2 separate regions of the Homo sapiens genome follow, and region 1 is linked to region 2. Evidence: chromatin loops called from intact Hi-C (ENCODE). Cell type or tissue: HCT116. All regions are shown on one strand. Links, peaks and the distances in the headings refer to the core of each region. The heading gives the core; the rest is flanking DNA.

Region 1 (4,397 bases), core at 255-4,254, 56 kb after region 2:
TCCTACCCTGAAATTTATATTTAATTATTTCTACTATATTTTTCTTTTTCTTTTTTTTTTTGAGACAGAGTCTTGCTCTGTTGCCCAGGCTGGAGTGCAATGGTGTGATCTCAGCTCACTGCAACCTCTGCCTCCCGAGTTCAAGCAATTCTCCTGTCTCAGCCTCCCGAGTAGCTGGGATTACAGGCATGCGGCACCATGCCTGGCTAATTTTTGTATTTTTAGTAGAGATGGGGTTCACCATGTTGGCCAGGCTGGACTGACACTCTTGATCCCAGATGATCTGCCCACCTTAGCCTCCCAAAGTGCTAGGATTACAGGCGTGAGCCACTGTGGCTGGCCTATATTTTTCAATAATTAGAAAAAAGTTACTTTAGAAATCAAATTTATAAATTGCAAGTTGTCATTTTTCAAAGTACTAAGATTACACAGGTTTTATACGGTGAAGAAATATAATATCTATTATTATAATTAGTATTTATAATCAGTCTCTCACCAGAGAGAAGTTCATTTTTCAGAAAGATAATTAAGTTGGAATTGCATCCCAAATTTAAGTGGAAGTAGAGGAGCTTTACATAGACTGGGCTTTAATACTTGGTAGAATGACAGTAGTGTGAGTTTATGGGCAGTGTCTAACTCTGAAGCATAAAATAGAGAGTCTATTTACTGATGATTTAATTAAATTTGGATAATTATTTCATAGAAAATATTTCTTTCTAAAATCCTAACTCTCCCCCACGAGTAAACTATAAAGTGACAGGTGGATCCTTATACCTTTTTTTTTTTTTTTTTTTTTTTTTTGAGACCAAGTTTCACTCTTGTTGCCCAGGCTGGAGTGCAGTGGCACGGTGTTGGCTCACTGCAGCCTCCACCTCCCAGGTTCAAGTGATTCTTCTGCCTCAGCCTCCCAAGTAGCTGGGATTACAGGCACCTGCCACCATGCCCAACTAATTTTTATATTTTTAGTAGAGATGGGGTTTCACCATTTTTTCCAGGCTGGTCTCGAACTCCTGACCTCAGGTGCTCCACCCACCTTGGCCTCCCAAAGTGCTGGGATTACAGGCGTGAGCCACTGTGCCCAGCCTATCCTTATAACTTTTAAAATCTGTGCTATTATCTTAATATTTATGAAATTATTATGTCAAAGAGCTGCGTTGTATGATATGTTTTAAAATCTTCCTGAGTGAATCAATACACTATAAAGTCTGTACCCTACAATTTATTTTCTATTTTTTTTTCTAATAGGGATTTGAAAGCTGGTAATATTCTTCTGGGTGAGGATGGTTCAGTACAAATAGCAGGTAAAGCTGATAAATAGAAAAATTTTTTACTTGATTACGGAAGTGTTACAGTTTCAAGGAATGTAGAATCATTCCTGAGAAATGAATAAATGCATGTAATCTCTTTTCAGAATGATATTTACAGAATGTTTGGGTCCGAAGGATAACATATTTTCCTTATTGTTTTGATAAGTCATTAGATCATCCTGTGAAAAATGCCATTTTAGTACATAGCTTTTTGATAAAGAATAATTTTATTTTCAATTTTATTATGTTTTCTACCTTTCACATTTTATAATGGTAATACTCATATAACTTCAAGAAATGCACTTGTAAAAACATTTTTCGATAGGTTTGAAAATTTAAAACATCATACACATCAATTAAAAACTAATTTATTTCTTAAGAGGTATCTGAAAGAATTGTGAACATTAAAAATCTGGGCCTTATTTTGTTTTTAACTCTGACCCAACATGGCTATTCTTGACAAAGCTGGTAGGCTGGGGATGCAATGAATGTCTTTTACATGAACACACAATATCAGGTGAGCACCTTTCGTGTTCAAAGCCTCTATTTTGTTATTGGCCCTAGAGTAACCTTAAAGGCCTGGGATAAGATGTAGCCACGCCCATATTAACTCTTGCTTTACCCATGTCGTTGAAAGTCTGTCTCAGCAATCCTTTTAGCTTTCATGGTTTCTTGGGGGAGTGTTCTTGGCATTTTTTGGCTAGACAGTCATTCCCTCTACTGGAGTGACCCTGTCATTGCAGAGACGCGTAAGATGAGCCCACTTGTACCCATCACCTAGTTTCAATAATTATCAATCTTTGGCAATTCTTGATTCATCTGCTGCCCCCCACCCCCACCCCCCGACTCTGGTGCCTCTCCTCATCGTGGAGGCTGGATTTTGTTGTTGAGCCATCTGAGTTAGTGCTTTGTGTGTGCATATCTTGTCCTCATGAGTGGACCTTATCCCATAGGCTAAGGACAGTTTGAAAAAGTACTTCAGTTAAACAAGTAACAGCTAAGAGACATCTGTGGGCAAAGATTTCAAACTGTCCAGCCCCAAGCAGTCTAGTTGTTCAGAGTGCAGGCTCTGGTGTCAGCTGACTTGATCGAAATTCTGAGGCCACCACTTAGTAGCTGTACCACCTTGGGCAAGTTACCAAACCTTCTTAAGACTCAGTTTCCTTAAAGAAGGGTAAAAATATAAACTACTTCATCTTCTTTCATGAAATCAAGGTCCAGTGATCTTAACAGTGGCCAACACATAATAGGCAAGCAGTAAATATCAATAACTGCTGTTCTACCATGGCTGCTGCTGCTACTGCTGTTGCTACTATTACTACTATTACTTCTGTTACTACGACTAACAGGATCACAGTGATACTCCCTTGCACTGACTGGAGATCATGTGACCCTCAAATTGTCCTGCAAGAGCTTCAGCTCTGAGGAGAGTTTATGACTTATCAAAAGGTAATACTTATTAATTATGGAATTTGGAAGCTAACTTGCCATTAATCTTGCTCTAAGATGATAAGGAAGTACAACTAATTTTCTGTTTTATGATGAAATGATGATTTCTCACTAAAAGGGTCAAAATAGCAGTGAACTGCCTTTGAAATGTGAAGGCTGGTCAGCCCCTGCCTTATTCTGTTACTTGGTCCTCTGCCAGTCATCTCATCCCATTATTCTTGTCAGATTAATGATCCGAGCCTCTCCCTGAGCCTTCTGGAACACATTGTCCTTTTCTTTTTCCCAGTAAGAATCCCCGAGGTAAGATTTCCTGGCTTTTTCCTTCCATCACAGGCCTTTGGGTTTTTCCTCACTGCCGAGGAGTCTGTTGTGACCCAGTACGTGCCTGCACTGTGCGGGCTGCTGAGTTCAGAAGGGCTCAGGCAGGAAGCCCCTGCACAGGGTAGGTGTGGGAATTAAGTGAATTGATGTGTAGAGAGGGCTGTGCCTTTTCTATGCCTGGCATGTGCTGAGGACTTTGTGTTCCAGCCATCCGGGACTTCCTTGGTATCTTTTTGAGTATGCGACTTCATGCTTGTGTAATAACACAAACTGGAATGGCCATTTCCCAGATGTATGGTGGCTGCTTGACAGGCACCTAAATGTACAGCTTCTGCATCTCTGGAACTGTCGCTTTCTAGAATTCACATTTAATTTCTCCCATATTCTCTGACCTGATCATAACATCCAACTAATACAGTATTTAAAGTTTGAATTTTTAAAGTGTTCACTATAATATAAGGTTATTGCCTTAAAGCATTTTTAATGTCTCCTTGGAAAGGTAGATGTTACTGCTGTCCTCATTTTATAGGAGATTGACTTTCTTGGTCAGGTACTTGGTTGCTGCCTGAACAAAAATGAGGACCAGGAGTCTCTGGGTCTTTTACTGGCATCCTTGTCGGTGGGTGAAACAGGCGAGATCGGGGGGAAGAGTGGAATGTGGAGACTCAGCAACGGCAGGGGTGAGACGGTCCCTTTTTGTTGCTACCTGGACAAATAATACATTGTTTTTACCCAGTCTGTTTTTGCTCTTTCCCCTTTGTATCTTTATGCCTCTGAGGCCCTGTAGTTTGAAATAAAAGTTAAGCAGGGGAGAAGTTAAGTTTGCATTTATTTCTTTGAGTGTAATATACATTGCCCACCTTGAGAATATTATTGTGTGCACTGTTTTTAAGAAAGGGCATTTTTGCTATCCTAATAGAAAACATAATGATTTTTGTTTTTTTTTAGGGGAAACACTCACTTTTACATATGTATAAATTCCCTTTTTCAGAACTTTTTATCAGAAAACAGAAGATTAAAGGGCCTGATTTAGACCATGAGAAACCCTCACTTTATTATGCAGCTAGAAGTGTGGTGGATAGGATAATGAGCCTGGTTCTGTTGAACACAGTCCAAATTCTCTGGGAAGAATGTACATTTCTATTGAACGTGGGTATAAAATCAGGAACTAATGTGTCTTGAGTGCTTCCTGTGTGTCAGGCTAGGTTTTGGATTCTGAATGCTTTGAGTCTCATTCAGTCCTCAGCACAACTCCATGAGGAAGGTACTATTGCATCCATTTTACATAGGAGAAACTAAATTACAGTGGGGAAGTCAGTT
Region 2 (4,397 bases), core at 333-4,332:
ACTGCAACCTCCACCTCCTGAGTTCAAGCGATTCTCCTGCCTCAGCCTCCCGAGTAGCTGGGATTACAGGCATGAGCCACCGCGCCTGACCCTCTGCCTACTTTTTAGAGTGCTATCATCTCACTTTTTCTTCCTTAATATACAAATTATGTGAATCTTTCAAGGTTCCACCTAAATGCCCACCCCAAATTCTTGATTCATATGATTCTTAGGGAAAATGACCTGTAGCTGTGTAATGTAGCAGCTTGGGCATAATTATAGCTTATTTCGTCTGGTAGCTTTTTAAGTTCCTGAAGAATAAAAAGCATGCCTGTCCTGAGTTTTATGTAGTAAGATTTAACACGGTTCGTACCACTAGTTGGGAGCTGGTTGTTATTTGTTGAATGGATGCATGAACTTCTGTCAATCTTTTGATTCTCCTAATAGCTTTCTCTGTGTTTAATTGAGGCTTTCCCCACGTCTTTTTCAGAGTCTAGAGCTTTTGGAATCTGCTTTTATTTCTTAACACTTGATTTTTTTGGGGGTGGAGGAGGAGTGTATTCTGTGTTCTTCTGTTTGTTCTCTATGGCTGGAATTACTTTTGGAAAGATGTGACACTGTTTCGATTTTGTCTCTGAGCCTTTTTACTCAGACAAAATCACAGGAGTTTCTCTCAGGACAGTCATGTTCTTTAGGTGACTTGGCCCTTGCTCTAGCAAGCCTACCTTGGTTGAGCGTTTGGCTAGGAGAAGTGGGAGAGCAGTTGACGCAAATACCGCTGTCCTATGACCTGACCCTGGTATGCATGGTGCTGTGCCCTACGGTCACTATTTTTGATGATAGGACTTTGTCCAGTCAGCTTAGCGGAAAAGATCATACATGTTGAACACTGCGAAAGTGAACTTTCCCAAGATATTCTTTTGGGGAATTTTCTGAGCTTTTGTGGTTCTTTACAAGTTACTTGTCTAATTTGTACATTCACCTCTGCTGTCCCATGGGCCTTGGCAAGTGACAGCTGCAGTGCCGATGTTTCAGAGTAGAGAAGCTTTGTTAGAGTGTGGGGTTATCTGGGAACTCTCTTCCAATTTATGTGGTCTAGTTCTGTTTAAATTCTTTCTCCATTACAATTCCCTTTAGCAAAAGTTATGCCAGTAATTTCCATTTATTGCCTCCTTAATGATGACATGGTGTTAAAAGATGTTTATATGATCCTACATATCTTAGTACTTTCAAAATAAAGAGACTTTTAGTGATTTACTGCTAGGAGGCTATTTCTGTCTAAATCATGATAACATGGACGTGATCTTAGAATTAGTAGTTATGCTTTTTTCTTCCTCCCCTCCATAGGAGACTATGTTTCTAGGGCTGGCTTTGACTATTAAATATGTCTACAGTCAGTCCTCCATGTCCATGGCTTCTGCATTTGTGGATTCAGTTAAATGTAGATTGAAAATACTTGGAAAAAAATGGATGATTGCATCTGTACTGAACATGTACAGACTTTTTTTCTTGCCATTATTTCCTAAATGTTATAGTATAACATCTGTTTACATAGCATTTACTTTGTCTTAGGTATTACTCTAGACATGATTAAAGTATACAGGAAGATATGCATAGGTTATATGCAAATACTACATCATTTTATACAGGGTTCTTGAGCATCCATGAATTTTGGTACCAATCCCCCACGAATACTGAGGGGCAACTGTATATCTTTTTTCTTTTGTGGGAAGTGGGGCCAAGGATCGGATAATCTGTGATCCTCACATAAAAATATTCTGAAATGTCAGTTTATATGATTCTTTGATTTTTCCAGATCTATATTTCTGTGGTATAGGAAGGTAATAAAGGTTACGATAAAGAAACAGAGTATTCCCCGTCCTGCATCCGGATACTGGCCTTTTTCTGATTGATAGAAATTGGGGTTTTCTAATTCATGCTGAATCTGAATCTCCTCCTCCAATAATGAAGGTCCATAGGAAATTCTACCAGGTGGATCTGTAATGGAACATGTTCCCTGTGTGACTTAAGGAATTCAGACTCATTACTTTCTAGGCACCCTTGGTGGAATGTTCTTCAATAACATGGGAGAGTGGGATGCTTTTGAAGACACAGGTAGAGCTGCAGAGAAACACGTAATCACTGATTTTCGTGTTGTGAGTTTATTCACATCATAGGATAATGGCTTGTGGAAATACAACCCTGGCAGGTCTGAGCAGTCTTCTTTTCCCAACAGAGCATGTCTGCTTCTGCTGAGAACCTAGGACTAGAGCTCACCATATTCCAACCAGCGCCCCTCTGGGCTCCTGGGCTGGCTTTTAAAAAAGCCTTGTTCCTAGCGGGTTGGTTGGGTAAAGCTTCCTGGTATGGGAAAGGGGCAGGTATGCAGGTAGTCACCAAGCTGGGGAGTGCCTGGCACAGAGCCGGTGACCAAGACCTCTCAGGAGATGAAAGTCCGCTGCTGTTCATGAGATCATCCATGCCTAAGAGGTGTGGCGGTGGCATTAGCCTTGGCTTTAGAAAGTTGAAAGCACACGAATAATGTCTTCTTTTGAAGGTGGCTTATAACAACGTTTCTTTGCCTAAAAACTCGTATTTCTGTCAGGTTTGCTCAAGCTGAGGATGGCGATTTGCCACTTCATTAGATGACTCACGTCACTGAAAAAAGACATTTAGCCCCTTCTCCTGGACTGTCCAAACCTAGGAATTTCCTGCAGGAATGCCAAGGAGATCTTCAAACAGCCAAACACAACTTTTGCCTTGGTGTGCAGGCGTGCTTCTGTTTCTGTCAAAATAAATTAGGCTGCTAAGTCGTAAATTAGGAAAATATTTTGCTACTTGTGTTTCTTATTTAGCAAGTAGAATAAATAGCTGGCCTCAAAACAAAACAAAAACCCAAACCAACCTCAAGTCGATTGACAGAAGATGATTCTGCCTTTGCCAAGAGTGAGGACGTACCTTCTCTGGGAGACAGGAAGCCTTCATCTGTCTCCCTCTGATTTGACTCAGTCCTTACCTTCCATGTACCTCTGGTCAGGTCACCTTGCCCATTTCTCCCATTGCCCTTCATATTGGGTTGGGGTTTGCAGGCCTAAGGAGGAAGCACGGGAGGCCTATCCATATCTGAACTCTGTTTCCTGTCTCTCTTCCACCAATGTGAGGTTTCTCCTCACATTGCTTTTACCCAATACATGAAAGATTTCCTTTGTCAAGCTTATTGGAATGCCCTGTGGGAGGGATGCTATGCAAAAACATAAATGTATTGCATAACTGCCCAGTCCTTAGAGATGCTAGAGCATCCTTGGCACCTTCACAGACCCCACTCTCTGGTCAGTCCCTAGAGAGCAGGGTGAGGTGCACTTGAGAGGTGGCTTTGTCCTCTACCCCAGTACCATGGTCCATGGTGATGACCTTTATCCCAGCTCTGATAAAAGGCTATTTTAGGTTTTCTAAAATACAGTTCCTCACCTAGCCCAGAAAGGAATATTTCCATTTTTTCCCCCTTTCCTCTTGTCTGATTATTTCCAGCTGCTGTTCCTTTACACGTCAGATTTGTTTCTCCTGTGTCACCTTGAGGCAACTGACATTCGTGACTAATTATTAGAAAGGGCAGCCTTTTAGTTTATTTTGATGAAAAAGTCTCAGAGAACTCTGTTAGATACACTGTATTTGAGCAGGTGACATGTTGATGTTTGGGATTTGGGAAACAGATCCAGCAAAAGTAGAGTTTTTAGCATGGTAGCTGGAGGAGTCAGAAGGTCCAAGGAGAGCTTCATGAACTTATTTATTGCTAACGCCCTGTGTATTCTCTGAACTAATTCCAGGCTTTTAAACTTAATACCAAACAGCCAGGCCAGGTGGTCACGGGGCTTACGGAAGGGTCATCTTGGAGCAAAGAACCACACAATGAACTCTTATCCAGCTAACGTTTTTTTTCTCCCCTGTAAAATCAAATTAAATCAACCTCAGTTTGGAGGATGTGGAAATGGGGGGAGAGTATGATTGGAGTCCTGGCCATTTGGTAATGCCAGTGGTTTGTGGGAGCAGTCTGGCTATGAAGGATGCATAAAAAACAACTCTACAATTTAAACTTATTTCAGAAAAGGGCTTTTTGTTTGGCACACACTGTTGCAAGCCATTTTTGATCCTTCATTGTGAAACCTTCATTCGTTGGCATATTATATAAGGTCAGCGCAAATACGGTGTTGAAAACACATGGATCATGGTACATCCCTAGAGCTGTAAAAGAGACTGATAAAAGATGGTATGTACTAACATGAAGAGAGCTCCAAGAGATATACTACTGGGTAAAAACAGCAAATGACAAAATGAAGAATAGAGTTGCTACCAAAAAGGGGCAGCAAACCAATACACTCTTTTGGATTTCCAGTGTAGAGGAAAATCTTACCTCAGTTCGT

Evidence for each region. Peaks named below come from ENCODE experiments on the same cell type or tissue, not always from the same donor. Only the 100,000 strongest peaks of a DNase experiment are listed, where the experiment ranks them.
Region 1: a loop joins it to region 2, with 6 times the contacts of the local background. A loop is called at or near these places in 3 of 110 quality-filtered maps.

What each region holds. Positions count from the first base shown.
Region 1 is chr2:168,158,691-168,163,087 of GRCh38, reverse strand. It overlaps STK39 (serine/threonine kinase 39), which reads left to right. Exons shown (of 18, transcript NM_013233.3): 5 at 1,246-1,301. Among named protein-coding and RNA genes, the nearest start is that of STK39, 87 kb to the left of the region's middle. In HCT116, for the core only: a CTCF peak has its summit at 2,016; a DNase peak (open chromatin) is centred at 1,977; H3K27ac peaks cover 292 bases.
Region 2 is chr2:168,214,833-168,219,229 of GRCh38, reverse strand. The region is part of intron 1 of STK39 (serine/threonine kinase 39); the gene reads left to right. Among named protein-coding and RNA genes, the nearest start is that of STK39, 31 kb to the left of the region's middle. In HCT116, for the core only: no CTCF peak of the experiment used is centred there; a DNase peak (open chromatin) is centred at 2,459; H3K4me3 peaks cover 1,656 bases; H3K27ac peaks cover 4,000 bases.